Linked DNA regions of Mus musculus: region 1 is linked to region 2. A link is a loop called in an ENCODE intact Hi-C map of the cell type or tissue named here. Cell type or tissue: left cerebral cortex. All regions are shown on one strand. Region 1 overlaps Cavin4 (caveolae associated 4). Region 2 overlaps Tmeff1 (transmembrane protein with EGF-like and two follistatin-like domains 1).

Region 1 (4,000 bases), 78 kb before region 2:
CCTGCCTCTCCTGGACAAAAGAGGCAGAGGTGGGCGTCTAATGACTCTCTGATGAATCAGTTAGAGGCAGGCAAGTTATTCCTCTCCCTTCCTGACACCTGTTGTGGGGAGCCGCCTCAGCAAAAGTGTGGGCTGGGCGAGCCTAAGAAGGTATAATTAGAAAAGGAAAGAGCCAAAGGGCATCAGGGTATTACTTGGTAGACAGAGATCCCCAGAAGCCTGCAGTGGAGGCGTAAGACACGGGGAAACTGGAGTATCACACATCCTTCTCTTCAAACACAGAGCCGACAGTACAAAATCAAGCAAACAGAGACAAAGGTAGGGAAAGACCTTGCCGGGGAATCTAACACAGCCCCCAGGAGCTGGGACCACTGTGAGTTAAGGGCAAGCACACAGTGCTAACGACAGAAGGTTGATGGGGTAAATTACAGTTGACTTCTGAATACAATCACATGTCTATATCAAAGTCCAGGTAAAACTAGCTTTTTATTGTTTTTGAGACAGGGTCTCACATAGCTCAGGCATGCCTCAAAAATCACAGGATATCTGAATTCCCAATCCTCCTGCCTCAGCCTGGCAACTGACAGGACTGTAGGTTTACACCACCACACCTGGTCTAAAGGACCATTGTTACAGCAGAATGAATGCTAAGGATCCGAGAAAAGTGGAAGCGAATCAGTATCAAAGGAACACAGCCAGCAACACTTTGGATACACAGAAGTGCAGAACTTATCATTAGAGGAGACTGAAAACTTTCTAGCCACAGACTTGTGCTTCCTTAGTAACTGCAATTGAGAAGCTACGCTGTGGCTCATGCCACCCACGCACAGGGAGAGGGATCACCAGTGTTCAAAGAGAAACAACCTGGGTAAGAATGTCAGGCAACCTTTAAATGCCAACATTCAGAATTTGGCCAAAAGCTTAGACGTATACAACTGTAGAAGATAAGACACCAATAAATATTATCAACAAAAGAGATGCCTGGGAAAACTTAAGGAATATCTCAGATAAAAATGAAGATATATGGGGGCTGGTGAGATGGCTCAGTGGGTAAGGGCACCCGACTGCTCTTCCGAAGGTCCGAAGTTCAAATCCCAGCAACCACATGGTGGCTCACAACCACCCGTAATGAGATCTGGTGCCCTCTTCCGGTGTATCTGAAGACAACTACAGTGTACTTACATATAATAAATAAATAAATCTTAAAAAAAAAAAAAAAAAAAAAATGAAGATATATTTAAGCGGCCTAGCTCAGTTTCAAATAAGTTTAGAAGGGACAGTCTTCGATGAGAATTAAGTAAGGTTAATCTTAACTGCTAAAAATAACCATGTAAATATATCTATATACATTCTAACCTATAACAAGTACAGAAATTTCAGTCTTAGGTCAACAATATGAAACTTCCTATTTTCCCTGTAGGCTTCTAAAAGGTAGCAATTTGTTTTGTTTTGACAAACTCCTGCATAATTTATACATCTTAGTTTCACATCATCTTCAAGGTAGTCTGTCTTAAAAGAAAAGAGCTTTATGATTAGCTAGTATCTCTCAGTTTCTTTATGGAACTATAGAATCCAAACACAGGAAGGAAATACCAGCAAGTTACAGAGAATAGAAACAAATAGAAAAACAGCTTTTCTGTAGGGGTCAGGGAGAGAATTTCACCGATAGATGGAGCCAGGTGAAATTTCTGTTTCCTTGCTGCAGCTTCTGTGAATCCTGAGGGAACTGCTTTGCTTATAGGTTCCCCTGATACGTGGGGCCCCCAGTGTTCTTCCTGACATAAGCATGCACATGAGGGTGAGCAGGCAGTGGCTGATGCCCCAGGAGGTGAATGGATCTATTCTTTGGTCCCATGCCCAGCTCATCACTATCTGCACCAGTACTGGAATGGACACCTGAAGTCAGGTGACATTTTTAAGCCTAGAGAAAGGCCTCTCGGAGCTTATAAGAAAAGGGTGATGGGAAAGAACTTTAAAGACACCAGTGTACTCTTCTATCTTCGAAATTCCCCATCTTTTCCCTAAATACCCTGTGAACTGATAAAAACAAATCCAAAAGTACCTCTCGCCCATTCCAGCGTAACTTGAGTCTGGGACACTGCCGAATGCACAGAGAACGTGAAGGTTACAGGCCTGACGTTTCTATCACTGTTTCTGTATTTCATGTTGTCTGCTCTTCTAGGGTTCTGTGCACACTGACTTCCACTTTTAAAAGTATATAGATGTGTGTATGCATGGATGGACATTCCCACACATTCCTGACTTTATGCTTACAACAAATCCTCTGACACACAGGAAATTCGGGGCCAGTAGGTTTGGAAAAATTTAAAGTTCATAATACATACTATCAAAAATGTCTCCCAAAATGTGCCAACTGATTCTCCCAAGAGCAGAACTGGAAAGACGGGCCTTCCCTAACCTTTGTACTTTGGATTTACAGTTCTGTACCAGCCAGTGTTTAAATAGGCAAGCAAAGATCCCTGGTGTCATCTGCTTTGTCTTTTCTTATCATCGTTCATTCTTAATGTGACTAAAGAGTCCAACTTGTCCATTTAATTTACAAGAGCTTAAGAAATATACTGTATTTTTATAATACAATATATGTATTTCCCATAGGGTCTTTTAAAAACATATATTGAGCATTTATAGGATCTTAGCGGGGGGGAAAAAGGCTTCCCAATTGAGTAAGGAATTATTTATGGACTTCTATATCTGTATTATTGTAAGAATAATATTAAGACATAAAACTTAATGGGGAGTTGGGACTCAGTGTCTATAGTACTAGCACTTGGACGGCTGTGGCAGGATCACCACCATAGTTTGAGGCCAGCCTGGATTATTAAATAGTGAGGGTTAGGTCACCATGAACTATGGGCTGGACTGTCTTACAAAACCAGTCAACATTTTTAACACAAATAATGGCCTGATTTGGAAACACTTAGCTTTTCTTATTGTGAATAATACAAAAAAAATTCCAATGGACAAACTATATTCAGAGTTTTTGATTTACTGGTTGAGTTCTTGGTAAGAATAAATCTATGACTGCCTGGGTGCTGGCTCCTAAACTGTTCTCTTTTAGGGGGCTGCTGTAAATCAAACACAAGCCTCGGCCACATGAACAAGTGTTCTACTCCCGAACTGCATCCTTGGAACCTCCCGGTTTCTTCTTTTATGTAGCAAAACCAGTCTTCAAACTTGAGATTTCTTAAGACCCTTTTGGCTCCAACATTCTAAAGTCTACTGGGTCACTGTGTTTACTAAGACTCAAATGCTGAAAGAACCTGACAGTATTGAGTTTCAAAGGCAAGAAATAGCCCGAGCCACAAGCCACAGTTCACATTCCATGACTAATAAGAAGCCTGACCCATGGGCGAGAGACAGCAGCATTGGTTAGGAATGGTTCTCTCTCCCAAGGTGACTATTTGGCGAGCTCAGTATATTCCCATATACCATGGCTGACATGTGACATTGGACACCCCTGTGACTCGGTGGCAAAGGATGAGAGGGAATATGGTCATCGAGCTGGCCCCAAATGCAAGCTTACCTGGAAGATTACCACTCGGAATTTGTTTTTCTTCATTATTTCTTCTTGCTTGGTTTCGACTTTGGTTACACGAACCTGTTGCTTCTCTACCCGGGCCTTGACATCCTTAATGTGAGCGCTGACTTTCCGGGTCTTCTCAAACAGCTTGTTGACAACGTAGCCCGTATTGCTGTGTGACTGTGAGAGCTTCAGCAGGTCTATTTGGACAGACTTTATCGCGTTACCCATTTCTCTGTGTCTCTCCTCAATTCTCTTCTGGCTTGCCTGCACACTGTCCACGACACTGGCCACTCTGTCCAGCACGGTCACAATGGTGAGGGCTGCGTCTTGGTCTTCATCTTCCGTCACACTTGACAACCGATTCTGGTGGATTTTACCAGCATTTGAAGCTGATCCGTTGTGTTCCATTTTACTTTTTTCTCAGCAGAAGGTGTCCTATGGCAATCCGGTTCCTAC
Region 2 (4,000 bases):
CTGTTCTTACTGCATTGTTTGTTTGTTTGTTTGTTTGTTAAGCCAATTAGTGTTAGTGGCCACTAAGTGCTTACTGGCAGGGGGCGAGGTAGATCCAGATGAACTAAGCAGGAATTTCCATTGCACATGTTTTGTAAGAGAATCATCACCCCTCCTCCAACTATAAGGTCTCTGAAGGCTGGGAGGGCCTCTTATAAATTTTCCTTAATATTTAGTATGTTAGATTATACTACACAGGCTCACTAAGTAAATCAACAATCATATTTTACATGTCCAAGATGTCAACCTGCCCTGACCACTGTTTCCCACACTAACTAGACAACTCATTGTTTGTTCCCTAGAACTCTGAGGTGCCTGCCACTAGCCAGGCTCTCCTGTCAGCCTGCCATTCATAAGATTCTTACCATCTAGAGGACCGGCTTCTTCCTTCTCTGACATGTTGGAACCCAGTTCAAATGTTCCTTCTTACCTGTGTCACTGACTCCCACGTCTGCTCTGTTTTCCTACCTCTTTAACCACAGTCCCTGAACCAGAAATATTTCATATATTTAGCCTCTCTGTTCTTCTCAAACACCCAAAAGCTCCCAAAGCCAAAAAGGACCACGGCTTCTATCAGGAGTGGGGAAAAATGTTATCTCAGGTTATCCAGCGTTGAGCTCTAGTTCATCTTCACAAAAGTCACGTAAACAGAAAGCCTCCTCACGAATCAGATTTCTAAAGAGTAACTATAAATAAAGAAATGTAAACAAAGATAAAAGAGCATCCGAGAATGAGTGGAGTACTGTGGAAAGAGACAAATAAAAAGAGCTTACATAAACGAGAGAAGAAAGGGGCTTCCCGCTTGGGGAAGATGCTGTGAAAGGACAGCACAGGCCCATTCAGCATCGCTGCCTTAAAGGCGCGTGCTCTCCAAACTCAGTCTAGGACCCTGACAAAAAGAACAACACCCACAGCAAGCAGCTTGCTCCCTGAACAGCGGCACACCCCGAAGCTGGCTCCAAAATACATTTCCTGGGCAAACCAATTGTACTCGGTGATGCTGAACAAACTTTCAGATCATACTTAGAAACTACTGCTAAATATTTACACTGTCTTGACGAGGAGCCAAGAGACCAGAAATTAAAGAACACACCCTCATGTTTAGAAAAAAAAAAAAAAAAAAAAAAAAAACACCAGAGGGCACATGCAGATCCAGAAGATCATCTATAGGTTAACGTGCAACCTAGCGGCTCAAGTTTTTGAAAACAGATAAATCTGTGCACACTAGCACTCGAGTGTGTGTGTGTGTGTGTGTGTGTGTGTAGAGAAAGAGAGAGAACAAGAGAGAAGGACTGAGTGTGTGTGCACACTTAGATTCCTTATAAAGGCATGCTCTAAACCGCATCTTCTTTTCCACTAGACTGGAGATGTGGCCTAACTAGATGCTCTGACCACATCTTTTAAGGGTAGTCTGGTGAAAAAGATGGAAAATATCGAACTCCAAAAGCTTGAAAACCTACTAAACTCAACTGAAAAGAATGCACCTCTTGAATGTCTGATTAACTGACGCATCCACAAACTTCCAATAAAACACTGAAGGACCCAACCCTTCTATAATCTAAATAATTTCTATTGATAAGGCCCATAAGCTCATCTTATTTACAAATGTCACAAAACTCTAAGTAACTCAGCACACACAGCCTGACAGAATCAGACTCCATTAAAGATCCCAGAAGTCTAAAATATCAAACTGAAGGATAACAAAAGGGAGTCAAGGACAGGGCTTAGATTTTAAAGCTCAATACTCCCTTTAGATAACTTTACAAGGGAACCTTGGACTTGCCATCTCAAGCTGCATTTAACACAAACGCATCGTGTGCACAAACTGGATTACTACAGTTCTCAAACTCATCAGCCAAAATGTGCATTCGCCTTCTTTGTCCCAGAGAGTTCTAACAAAAATCTGTCGTTATGCCCTGGAATGATGTCATTATGCCCTGGAATGATGTCTCAGCCATTAAGAACACTTGCTGCTCTCACAGAGGACCTGAGTTCAGTTCCCAGCACCCACATGATAGACAGTCCAGTTCTGAGGCATTTTCTTCTCCTGCCCTCTTCTGGCCTCTGTAGGCACTGCATGCATGTGAGATATATCTATTATATGTATAATATATATAATATTATATGTGTGTGTACAGGTAAAACACATAAAAATAAAATATAGTTAAAGTATACCTTAGTCCTTGAAAACATTGAACAATATAACTTATTTACATTCATTATTGGTGACAAATATTTCTAAAGGAAGGATGAGATATTAAATCTAAATCTGTTTTAATTGAAGAAACTAGTGAAAAAATTACTGACTTGCACCCAAATTTCAGCTCTGCAGCAAGGGCTATGGCCTCCAGATGAGCCCCCTTCTTTCCACACCGTGTGAGTGCCCAGTCCTTTCTGAACACTTGCCCCACGCACTAGGACAGAAGCAGAGAGGGTACACACACACACAAATACACACACACACAAATAACCGTAACACATCACCCAGTAAGATATTTTGACAGCGTGGTCACCTAAAAAAGGTAACCATCATTTGGTACCCCAAAAAAAACCCAAATCACTCTGATTTACAAAGAGCTTATCTTCTTAAAGAGTGACGGCTTACTAAAGCGTCATCCCATCCCAATTACGATTAGAAAAATAGAAGAGAGTTTATGGGTGGAAAGGCTTTTAATGGGCATGCCATTTTTATTAGTTCTCAAAACCTCTCATAAAACATACCATATGAAAATTACTAAAAAAGGTGTCCCCCACCACAAAAAAAAAAAAAAAAAAAAAAAAAAAAAAGGCCAGCATAAAGCCTCTTTCGCCTAAATCACTGTCCTATAAACATAGCCCCTTCACGAACTCCCAGGCTGTCTGTCAGGCCCCCACTAGCTGACTCTATCGACTCTCAGGTGCACCCCTCCTCCCCGCTTCAACCCTAGTTAAAAGGACAAGTGCTGGTCTGAGAAGTGATAAAAGCCCAAGTGAGCAAGGGCTGGCTTATGACCACTAGGTCTGCTGGGCCAGCTGCAAGCAGACCTACCCTCCCCCAAGAGAACCCGGAAGCCTCTGCTCGCCCGAGGGCCTGAATCCCCTGGCTCCCCTGGGACTCTTTCCAAAAGGACGGGGGAACTTTACTGGCCGGCCCCCTCCTCCCCTGTGTCATCCATTAAAACCCCAGCACGCTCTTTGTTTCCAACAGCTGTGGGAGGGCAGGCGGCCTTGGAGAGAGGGGAGAGGTCACTTACTCCCTGGCTCCCCTGGCTGCCAATCTTCCAGGTCCTCCTGCAAAACACACACACCACCATTGCCTCTCTTTCTACACCACTTTAATTAACCCGGGGTTACTCTAGCTACACAGGGGCACTCTCTGAGACCTAATTACCTTTCATACCCAAATCCCACACAAGATGACTCCCTAGCTCCCTCCCTCTGTCAAACTGGGTTCACTACTGGGCTCTCATCTCTTCACCCTATATACGTACTCCAGCGTGGTTACCTGAGCCTCAGGCTTTGTCCAGACACAACCAACAAAACACTTCCTGGGCCCTCCTGGGACTCCCTGCTGCCCTGATGCACAGAACCGTGGACAGATTTGGTCCCCACTGCACCCCTGAACCCAAAGGACAAACATAACCACTCCTTCTTTTTACCGGCATTACCCCTCTTAAAACCCAGGAACTCTTAAGAACCTCCCCACCAACACATGGTCAGTTCTCAGGCCCTTATCCTCAGTCCGCCAGTTCCTCACCATCACACTCACACACAAACACACACACACGCACACACTCCCCTTGAAGCCTAGCCGTCCTCCCTCCCTTGGGGCTTCACAACACTTTACACGCGCTTCCACGAGCAAACCCAGGATCACTGCTCCGTCTCGCGGAACCTCACCAGCTCACCACGCCGCAGGGCCGCCCTAGTCCCGGCCACTCGACACCTACGGACCCACAAACGACCACTCCCCATCCCCAAC

Evidence for each region. A loop is a pair of places that touch in the nucleus more often than their neighbours do. Peaks named below come from ENCODE experiments on the same cell type or tissue, not always from the same donor. Only the 100,000 strongest peaks of a DNase experiment are listed, where the experiment ranks them.
Region 1: a loop joins it to region 2, with 2.4 times the contacts of the local background. A loop is called at or near these places in 12 of 42 quality-filtered maps.

Annotation. Positions count from the first base shown.
Region 1 is chr4:48,663,574-48,667,573 of GRCm38, reverse strand. Cavin4 (caveolae associated 4) reads right to left here. Exons shown (of 2, transcript NM_026509.3): 1 at 3,545-4,000. The coding sequence starts at 3,952. Among named protein-coding and RNA genes, the nearest start is that of Cavin4, 2.1 kb to the right of the region's middle. In left cerebral cortex, a CTCF peak has its summit at 1,665; a DNase peak (open chromatin) is centred at 105.
Region 2 is chr4:48,585,791-48,589,790 of GRCm38, reverse strand. The region is part of intron 1 of Tmeff1 (transmembrane protein with EGF-like and two follistatin-like domains 1); the gene reads right to left. Among named protein-coding and RNA genes, the nearest start is that of Tmeff1, 2.6 kb to the right of the region's middle. In left cerebral cortex, a CTCF peak has its summit at 2,104 (motif pointing left); DNase peaks (open chromatin) are centred at 2,074, 3,186, 3,492, 3,934 and 1 more place; H3K4me3 peaks cover 1,133 bases; H3K27ac peaks cover 1,453 bases.